2 separate regions of the Homo sapiens genome follow, and region 2 is linked to region 1. Evidence: chromatin loops called from intact Hi-C (ENCODE). Cell type or tissue: GM12878. All regions are shown on one strand. Links, peaks and the distances in the headings refer to the core of each region. The heading gives the core; the rest is flanking DNA. Region 1 overlaps LINC02945 (long intergenic non-protein coding RNA 2945). Region 2 overlaps LINC02945 (long intergenic non-protein coding RNA 2945).

Region 1 (5,387 bases), core at 211-5,210:
ATTTTTTAGTTAAAAACACACATAAGAAAGGCATTCTCTGACCACCTCCCCATCACTCTCTATCTCTACCTATTGCATTATTCTCTTATTTATATCTCTCTAAAATTATTTTGTTTTGTGTTCATTTGTTTGTCATCTATTTCTCCAAAATAAAATTAAGCTCCCTGAGAGCTGTGAATTGTGCTTCTGCGCTTGGTATATATAGATCAGGCATTCAGTTATGAATGAATAAATTAATTAATGACAGAGTGAATGAATGTATGTAAATGATCACATATGCTGGACAATGTGACAGGAGCGTAATGAATCAGCCACAGAACCTGAACATAAGGAAGTAAAAACTAATTCATCATTTTAATGGCCAGCATACAAACCTCTTTTATCTTCAAGGTAGTTCCCCAAGATACGTATTATTGGCTAGATGTAGAGTCCTCACCGTTTATTATAAGAGCAAAAGGAAATAAATCACTGGTTTCTCTGCCCTGTGGCAGCCTGGACATGGACCTATGACTTGTTCCCAGCCAGTCAAATGCTTCTGCTTTAATCCCTGAAGGAGGAACAAACAGAAACATATTCTAATCATATGACATCTTGTCTCAAGAATCTATCAGTGATTCCTACTTAGGCATTTCCTGTTAACTACAAATTTCTTGGGCTGGTATTCCAGATTTTTCAGATCTTTCTTGTCTAGTGTTAGAGTAATTAAGTAAGAGGTGGAGTTAGAGTTCAGTGTCAGGCATGTCCAACAAAAAACCCAGGTTCTGCCCATATACTCTACTGTCTTTTCAACAAATGTTACCTGTGGCATCTAAAGAGTAAATCAGTCAAAAGGGAATTAGTCAGTTGGGCAGATGTGTTTTTATTTTACCCTACGATCCAGGGAACTAATATTATAGCCAAACATATAGTTTAGATACATCTTTTAAATTTTCTTATTGTGCTTTTAAAATTGGAATTTTCTGTTTCATTATTATTAATGTGCCTTAGCAATGTTTAACCCAGGAAGTTTCTTTTCATCTCCTATAATAAAAGCAAGCAACTAGAAAAATGAGCAACTTGAAGAAGTAGTGGACTTGTCTGCCTTGTTCCATGAAACTGATTTTGTTATTTTATAAGTCTTTAAATCACAAAGTAATAAACATTATATATAAAGGTGTAAATGTTTTAATTGAACTGTTTTATTAGAAATTCATCACTAATTTATTAAACGAGAAGTAAAGGATGCCTAGAAACAACATTTTAAAAGGTCTTTATAGAATGGCAGTAATCATTTCTAATACAAGATCACAGAATTTACAGTTCAGTTCAACCAGATGAATATAAAAATATGCATTTCTATTGGCTAGTCAATCTTTAAGGGTACATCCGATCTGAGACATCGTTCTTGCTTATGGAGAAGAGCAATGAACCTACAGAGGACAACAATACAGGTAAGAAAGGTTATATTTAAATGGCTCAAGTCTTTCATTACTGATGGCATAAATGAAATAATAATGACAATTCACCATGCATAGGTCTTAGTGTTATATTAGCCTTTGGTTAAGAGTCTGATTCTAGATCAATATTGGCCATTCAAAAAGTAATAATTTAGTAGGTGATTTGAGAGATAATATTTTTTCATAAAATATTTTCTATTAGTAGAGAGTGATTATATAGTATAGTAGTAAAATAGATTATGAATAGAAAGGCAGATAATAGAAGATAGATAAAACTTCAAAAAAAATTAAGTTTTCTGATATGATATTGAACGTAACACTAATTTTTCTGGATATAGTTTTCAGTATATAGAAACTGATGAAACCTGAGAAATATTTCAATTTACAATTTCTGCAATTTATCTCAAGACAACAGGAAACCACTGAATGGTCACCCAGTGTAAGGTAAGTTTAAGTCATGTCATTACTTATTAAGGTTGCAGAAAACACATGTCAGCAGCATTTAATATACCTACTCCAGTAATTACCAGTATTGGTTTGCAACACTCCAGGATTTTTTTATTTCAGGGTGTCATAAAATTGCCAAAACAAAATTAACATACCTAACTTTAAAAAATACATCTTAAGAATCTATAAAAGAACTCAGGGAATACAGCCAAGTGAGTAATAAAATACTACAACCCCAAAATTGCAGGAACTGAACAATCTTTACTTATTATAGCTAAGAAAATTGAGGGCTAAATGTCAGGGAAATTACTGCTGGAATCAATAAAAAGATTATTTGCCTGATGCTATAGCTCCATCCAGTGGCAGCTAATGATGACCTAGACTAGCAGAACTCTAGCCAAAGAAGAGAGCAAATAATAGAACTCAATGGAGAAGGGGCTTTCTTGAAGGATCAGGCCCCAATCACACTAGGACTGCCTTGTACCAACATGCATTATCATTATCTCAGAGTATCAAAGACTCTCAAAGCTGGAAGACCATTTAGAATAAGGAAACCAAATCATTCAAGACACCATAGTTATGTCTACAATGTGTGAGAAATCCAGTGTAAAGTGATCCACCGTTCAGATATTCCACACTACATAAATAAGAACCCCAAGACTGACTTTTCCATTGTATATTCTTGGGTAACATGTATCTCTGAAATTAGAATCTGAGTATTTTGGCTTCATTGTGTTTTCTCTAACTGATGTCCATGACATTTCTTGTGAAATATTACTCTTATCAGGATATAAGGTCGATGAAGAAGAATCTTTACCTGATTCCACAGTTGTACCCCAGCCTCAAAACTGTGTCTGTCCCATATTATGTTCTCACAGATATTTATTGAATTAATAAAAATTTTGAATATTTTTTAAATGTGATTTTTTTTACTCTATGTTCACAAAAACCTTTGCAATTCTAATAAAAGCAAACCCTTTCTCCCAAAATATGCACATATCTGGGAGGCAGAGCAAGATGCTGAACAGAAGCCTCCAGCAATTGCCCACCACTGTCCCCCACCCTCGCAGGAACATGAAATTGAACAACTATCCACACAAGAAAGTACTTTTATATCACCAAAAATCAGGTGAGTGATCACAGTAACTGGTTTAACATGATATCAAGGAAAGAGGCACTGAAGAGGTAGGAAAGACAATCTTGAATCACTTACAACATCCCTCCACCATCCCTGGCAGCTGTGTAATGCAGAGAGAGAATCTGTGCATTTGGGGGAGGGACAGCACAGTGATCATGGGACTTTGCATTAAAACTCAGCGCAGCCCTGTCACAGTGGAAAGCAACAGGAGCCAGAAATCAGCCAGCACCCACAGAGGGAGCATTTAGACCAGCCCTAGCCAGAGGGGAATTGTCCAGCCCAGTAGTCGGAACCTGAGCTCCAGCTAGCCCCACCACCTTGGAGCTAAAGTGCTCTGAGTTCTAAATAAACTTGAAAGGCAGTTTAGGCCACAAGGACTGCAATTCCTGGGCAAGTCTTGGGGCTGTGCCAGGCTCAGAGACAGTGTACTTGGGAGCATGTGAACTAGTGAGACACTAGCCAAGGGGGCCAAGGGAGTGCTTTTGTCACCCCTCCCCCAACCACAGGTAATGAAGCTCACAGCTCCTGGAGAGAGAGGAGAGAGTTAAGAGAACTTTGTCTTGCAACTTGCATACCAGCTCAGCAACACTTACATGGGGCACCAGGCAAAGCTTTGAGGCCCCCATTCCAGGTCTTAGCTCCTGGAAAACATTTCTAGTCACAGCCTGGCATATTTAAAATGCTGAAGGAAAAAAACATTTACCTTGAACAGTATATCCAGTGAAAATATCTTTCAAACATGAAGGAGAAATAAAGCCTTTCCTAGATAAAGAGAAACTGAGAGATTCCATCAACACCAGACCTGTCCAACAAGAAATGCCAAAGGGAGTTCTTTAATCCAAAAGAAAAGGATATTAATTAGCAATAAGAAATAATCTGAAGGTACAAAACTCATTGGCAATAGTAGGTACACAGACAAACACAGAATATTATAACACTGTAATTGTGGTGTGTAAACTAATCTTATCTTGAGTAGAAAGACTAAAAGATGAACCAATCGAAAATAATAACTATGACAGCTTTTCAAGACATAGACAGCATAATAATATATAAATAGAAATAACAAAATATTAAAAAGCAGGAACATGAAGTTAAATGTAGAGTTTTTATTAGTTTTTTGTTTGCTTGTTTGTTTTTGCAATTAGTGTTGTCACCAGCTTAAAAATAATGAGTCATAAGATATCATTTGCTAGCCTCATGGTAACCTCAAATAAAAAAAAACATACATCAGATACACAAAAAATAAAAATCAAGAAATCAAACATACCACCAGAGAAAATCACCTTTATTGAAAAGGAAAGAAGGAAAGAGGGAGGGAAAGACGGAAGGAGAGAAAGACAGAGGGAGGGAGGGAGGGAGGGAGGGAGGCAGGGAGGCAGGCAGGCAGGCAGGCAGGCAGGCAGGCAGGCAGGCAGGCAGGCAGGGCACACCCAAAATTAGTCAAAGAAATAAATATCAGAGCAGAAATAAATGAAATTGAGGCAAAAAAACAAAAGATCAACGAAACAAATAGTTGGTTTTTTGAAAAAATAAAAAAAAATCAACAAACCTTTAGACAGACCAGGAAAAAAAGAGAGATGACCCAAATAAATAAAATCAGAGATGAAAAAATGAGAAACTACAACTGATACCACAGAAATTCCAAGGATCATTAGTGGCTGCTATGATCATCGATCATAGTATATACTAGTTACTCATAAACTGTAAAACCTAGAAGAAATGGATAAATTCCTGGATACATACAACCTATCAAGACTAAACCATAAAGAAATTCAAAACCTGAATTAGCCACTAATAAGTAATGAGATCAAAGCCATAATAAAGAATATCCCAGCAAAGAAAAGCCTGGGCCTGATGGCTTCACTGCTGAATTTTACCACACATTTAAAGAAGAACTAATACGACTTGTATTCAAATTATTCCAAAAAATAGAGGAGGAAGGAATACTTCCAAACTCATTCTACACAGCCAATATTACCCTGATAGCAAAACCGGACAAAGACACATCAAAAAAAACAAAAAAAAAGCAAACTACAGGCCAATATCCCAGATGAACATTGATGTAAAAATCCTCAACAAAATACTAGCAAACCAAATTCAACAACACATTAAAAAGATCATTCATCATGCCCAAATAGGATTTATCCCAGGGATGTAAGGCTGGTTCAACATACGGAAATTGCCAATAGCCAAGATTTGGAAGCAACCTAAGTATCCACCAACAGACAAATGGATAAAGGAAATGTTGTACATATCCACAATGGGGCACTATTCAGCCATTAAAAAGAATAAGATCCTGTCATTTTCAGCAACATGGATGGAACAGGACATTATGTTAAGTGAAATAAGCCAGGCCCAAAAAGACA
Region 2 (5,387 bases), core at 164-5,163, 120 kb before region 1:
TTTTCAGTGGAAATAATTATATAAATTGTAATTTCACTAACCTAAAACATCCTTTCTCAATAAAAAACTTGAGGATTTTGTTTTATTAAATTTAATTTAGTCACTGAATATTTAAATTGAGGGAAGGAAATAATTTTTCATAATTGGTAATGAAACCATAAATGATTTTTGTACACTTTATAGAGTAATTTTAAAGATTTAATCAGTTATACAATGTTCAGCTACTTGATTTGGCACTATTATTTATCCAGACCTGACCAGAGTAAAATAATGGAATTTGGTCCATGCATGTTGTCTTAGTCTGTTCCATGCACCTCTATCAGAATACCACAGACTGGGTAATTTATAGAGAAAAGAAATTTATTTCTTATATTTCCAGAGGCTGGGAAGTTCAAGGTCAAGTTGCCACATCTGGCAAGGGTCTTCTTGCTTCATCATCTTACGGTGAAAGGCAGAAGGGCAATGGAGTTTGTGTGTGAGAGAAAGAGAGGGAGAGAAAGGGGAGGGAGAAGAAGTGGGCCAAACTCAACCTTTTATCAGGAACCCCCTCCTGAGATAACTAACCCACTCTAATCCATTCACAAGGGAGAGCCCTTATGACCTAATCACCTCTTAAAGGCTCCACCTCTCAATACTGTTGCCTTGGGGATTAAGTTTCCAACACATGAACTTTGGGTACACATTCAAACCACAGCACATATCATAAATATTTCTTTATTCCTCTTGAGAAAAATTCACCTTTCTTATGAGTAAAATTCCAAAGTAAAGAAGCAGGAAAAGAAAAACACAAAATAGAAAAGTCATAGTCTTTTTGTCTATAAAACCATGACTACATAGGAGTGCCTGAATACAAATCTAAATATATTAAAAAGCTTATTATACTACTACTTATAAACAATATGCTCCCCTTTGGTATAAAACTCAGAATTATTGGTTATCTGAGAAGTAAATATTAAAAGAATATAATACTATTACAACATCATGACAAAAGCTATCACCCTTTTAAAAGTTTTTTTGTATTTTTAATTTTTGTGGAAACACAGTAGGTATATATATATATTTGCTATCACCCTTTTTGAGTGCTATTTTCTCAGCATTATACTATGTGCTTCACAAACATTAGTTAGTTTATCATCATGACAAATATTATGTATATGTATTTTGTTATATCTATTTTCCAGAAAATAAAGCCAAAGCTAAGTTGCGTGTGATCTGTCCAACAGCTATCTGTCTGACCCAAAGCTGATCTTCAGTCCTGCTTCTCTGCCTTTAAAACATCACTTTAAAAAAAACCATACACTATGCTTACACAATCATATTGACATATATTCTAAAAAATTGAATTTAATTTTTATAGTCTATATTCTTCTTATGCTCATAATACACCTTATACTAGAAATATTTCTTACTTTTATTTTTATGGAATTTTTATTGATATCAACAATAACAAAATAGAATTTTAGACACACAAAATTTAATCAACATTAATAATGTTACTGTATTTTAATGACATACTGGATCATTATATTAAGAATTAGACAATTAAATTATATAATGGAAGCCAAGTTTTCAGGATATTAAAGTGGTTGCTAAGAAATGAGCAAAAGGAAAAATAAAAGATGGAATTTCTACATCAGAAAAAAGAATGTTGAAAACCGTCTATGAAATAAAAATATTCTAAATTGTCATTAATTATTGCAAAACAGTATATTTTACATATTAATCCTCAGAAAAAAAAATAATGAAAGATAGGGAAGAGTTTTCATAAATCAATACTTTAATTTTTCTTACTTTTCAAAGTGAAGTAGTAAGTACATAAATGTAAGTGTTTTTAAAATGGGGAAAAAATCTAGAGTTAGCATTATTGTACTCTGTTAAATAAAACAGTATTTCAAGAGCAGAGATATATTTAGCCATATAATTTCCTTTTCCTAATTATTGAAAAACATGAAGTTTTACCTTTTAAGATTAATTTAAATTAACTTTACTATTAAAGTTTTTATTTTTCCATTGCTTAAGAACATTTAACCACAGCTTATAACTTTTGAATCTCTCTATACCTATATAAAATGATAATTCCTTTGAAATTAGAAATTTCTCTCTGAAAGTGCACCCAAAAAGTTTGGTTTGGTTTGCTTTGCTTATCTTTTGTTTGGTTTGATTTGGTAGCAGTCAGAATTGGCCTGTTCCCAAGGGAAAGAGTTAGGAAAATTCTGAGCCCCATATTTGGAAAGGTTGTTAGTCTTAAATGTTTCTAACCTGGCAAGAGTGGCTGCCCCATTTGCAGTTGCCACTAGGTGGAAGTCAAGCCACTCCCTCCACACAGCCTCTTGCCACAGTCTCAAGGCCATCCTTGCCCGCATTTTATCCAGAGCCCGCCTGTGAAAAGGAGGGTCCATGCCTCACTCATGACCATGTGTGGGCCCTGTGCCGTCTCAGCTGCCCACAGAGATGCTGACAGCTGCGTGGGGCCTCAGCCTGCCACCTCTCTAAATTTTGAACCTCAGCCAGGAATGTAAAAAAAGAAGAGTGAGCATCTTATAACCACAGCCAAGCTCGTGACGGCCTGATCACTCCAACGTGTCTAAATCATTCTGAAGACTTATCCACATAATCGGTATTGCAGATAAGTTTTCTTTTTTAATCTTTTCTGCCAATGTATTCAAACAGCTCAACAGCTCTTGCTGTTGCTCCTCCTTCTAATCACCCCTCCTCATACTTCAGATATCAGGATTTTTTTTCAAGAGCACTCAAATTTATATTTCTATCAAAACAGAGAGAGACACAATGTCCATGAGCTAGGCCCTGTGGAGGCCACTTACTGCATTAATCAGAGGGAAGACAACCACAGCGAAATTTCTGTGAAGAACACCGACTTCAGCCAGCACACCCCGGCGTTATCATGAGAAAGGTGAAGCTTGGCAAACCAACCACAATCAGCATCTGCATCATGACCCTGATAATCAAGGCAGAGTCTGCTCAATCCAGATGAGCAGCTCAAGGCACAATAGCTCAAACTATTCTTTAATTCAGGTTTCAGAAAGAAAATAAAGGGAATTATTGAGTAATCACTCAAACTATGATATTGAATGAGATCTATGAATATATACAATTACATACATAATTTGAGTGTAATAATATGTATATACTAAAACTATAATACAGGTACAGTAAGGCTCAAATATAAATTTCAAATTAGCTCCTCCATAAAAATGGGTAAAAATTCTCAGCAAAAATGTGGCCTCTACTCTGGTGCATTCAGGTTCCCTTGTCTCTTTGCACTGCCCATGTTTTTTTTTTTTAAAAAAAAACAAAAAACCTCTTCTCTGTACTTCGGTTCTTTTCATACCATGTGAGAACACCAAAAAGCTGGTTTTTAATATGAGGACCATAAACCAGTTCTCTACTTACAAAGTTGATCAGTGTTCATTTCTAGTGCAATTATTTTTGGTAGATACCTTCTGGGGCTTGTTCACTCCAATATATTCTTTTTTTAAAATGCCAGCCACTGTTTACTCTCCAGTAACATGGCTCCATGACTCCAGACCTGGCAGTCTGAGAGCTCTTCTCTGAGCATACTATAAGTCGCTTCTTTTATTCAGCACCCAGGACAGTGCTGTGGTTTAGAGCAGACTCTAAAGCCAAGCTCTTTAGATGTGAGTCCTTGCTCTGTCACTAACTAGCTGTATGGCCTTCAGAGATCTACAGGGCTTTCCTTTCCTCCAGATGCCCCATCTATATAATGGGGATAATTGGATCTTACTATTAGTGTTCTGTAAGAATTAAAATACCTAATTCATGTAAGGCACTTGGAACTAAGTGTGGCATGTGTTAAGCATTTAACAAACGTTACCTATTTTATTCTGCACATTTGACGTCTACTATTCAACTAATTTGAGAGAAAGTATCTGAATGCAATACCCATGTGGTGGCCCTGATTTCTTTAACTGGAAGGGGGATGTTTCTCATCTAACTAGCTAAGTTGTTGCATCATCAAGAAGACATGACCAAATTCCAACTTTGTACATAAGTGGACCAGTTTTGAGAGGCTACGAAGCTCAACCAAGGCTAAATCATTATATGATGTCCCTAAAGGCCGTCATTAAATTTTGGTTGCCATGCCAATTTGTTTCTCTGTAGCTGCTGAGCTACAAGATAAAATTTCATTCTATTTTGACTCATCACATCTTTAGAAAAGCTGTGAGATCATGTTATTAAATCCTGGTGGGCAACCAAGAACTGTGAAGACTTTTAGGAAAGTGACTTCCTGGTTGAAGAATGGAGAGTGTCTACTGTTAGCAATAATAGGGAGGATATGAGGGAAAACTAAACCTTGCTTGTTTCCCCTGGGAAATGTAAGATCTAGTTGTTCATATTTAGGAGAAAGCTACTGAAGTTTTGGATTAAACCTGGGCCTTGTCTGCATGGCTCACTCAGGTTAGTAACTACTTAAAGGAAGGAGTAGACCAGGCACAGTGGCTCACGCCTGTAATCCCAGCACTTTGGGAGTCTGAGGCAGGTGGATCATGAGGTCAGGAGGATCACGAGTTCAGGAGTTTGAGACCAGCCTGGCCAACATAGTGAAACCCCATCTCTACTAAAAATACAAAAATTAGCCAGGTGTGATGGCACGCACCTATAGTCCCAACTACTCAGGAGGCTGAGGCGGGAGAATCGCTTGAACCCAGGAGGCAGAGGTTGCAGTGAGCCGAGACCGCACCATTGCACTCCAGCCTGGGTGACAGAGTGAGACTCCGTCTTGAAAAAAAAAAAAAAAAAAAAGAAGGAAGGAGTAGTACCTGGTCTAGGGTAATGGTTATTTTTATGGGTCAACTTGGCTAGGCCAGAGACCCACATACTTGATCAAACACATCTGGATATGGCTGTGAAGCAATTTAAATCAGCTGACTTTGAGTAAAGCAAATTACCCTCCATAATGTGGTGGGTCTCATCCAATCAGCTAAAGGTTTTCAGAAAAAAACTGATGTCACCTGAGAAAAAGGGAACTCTGTCAGTAGACTGCCTTTGGATTCAAACTGCGGTATCAACTTTTCCCTGAGCTTCTGGCTTGCTTGCCTACTTTATACACTTTGGACTGTCCAGCTTCCACAATCACATAAGCCAACTCCCTAAAATATTTATTTCAATATAGATAGATACCTGTATAGATACGTATATATATCCATATATGTAAAAATCTATATATGGGCATATAGATATGTATGTATATATGTGTACATTTTATACATATACAGCCTATTGGTTCTGTTTCTCTGGAGAACCCTGACTAATACACCTAGCTTCTGAGAGGGCATTACTAAATATTGACAACCTAGATGCACTAGGTCCAGAGGGTGAGTTGCCCATGTCTTTCTCAATTTCCTCTG

Evidence for each region. Peaks named below come from ENCODE experiments on the same cell type or tissue, not always from the same donor. Only the 100,000 strongest peaks of a DNase experiment are listed, where the experiment ranks them.
Region 2: a loop joins it to region 1, with 8 times the contacts of the local background. A loop is called at or near these places in 6 of 110 quality-filtered maps.

What each region holds. Positions count from the first base shown.
Region 1 is chr4:112,058,168-112,063,554 of GRCh38, forward strand. All of the region lies in intron 1 of LINC02945 (long intergenic non-protein coding RNA 2945), which reads right to left. Among named protein-coding and RNA genes, the nearest start is that of LINC02945, 51 kb to the right of the region's middle. RefSeq lists a silencer at 2,755-2,968. In GM12878, for the core only: a CTCF peak has its summit at 2,243 (motif pointing left); no DNase peak of the experiment used is centred there.
Region 2 is chr4:111,941,608-111,946,994 of GRCh38, forward strand. All of the region lies in intron 1 of LINC02945 (long intergenic non-protein coding RNA 2945), which reads right to left. Among named protein-coding and RNA genes, the nearest start is that of LINC02945, 170 kb to the right of the region's middle. In GM12878, for the core only: a CTCF peak has its summit at 2,299 (motif pointing right); no DNase peak of the experiment used is centred there; H3K27me3 peaks cover 183 bases.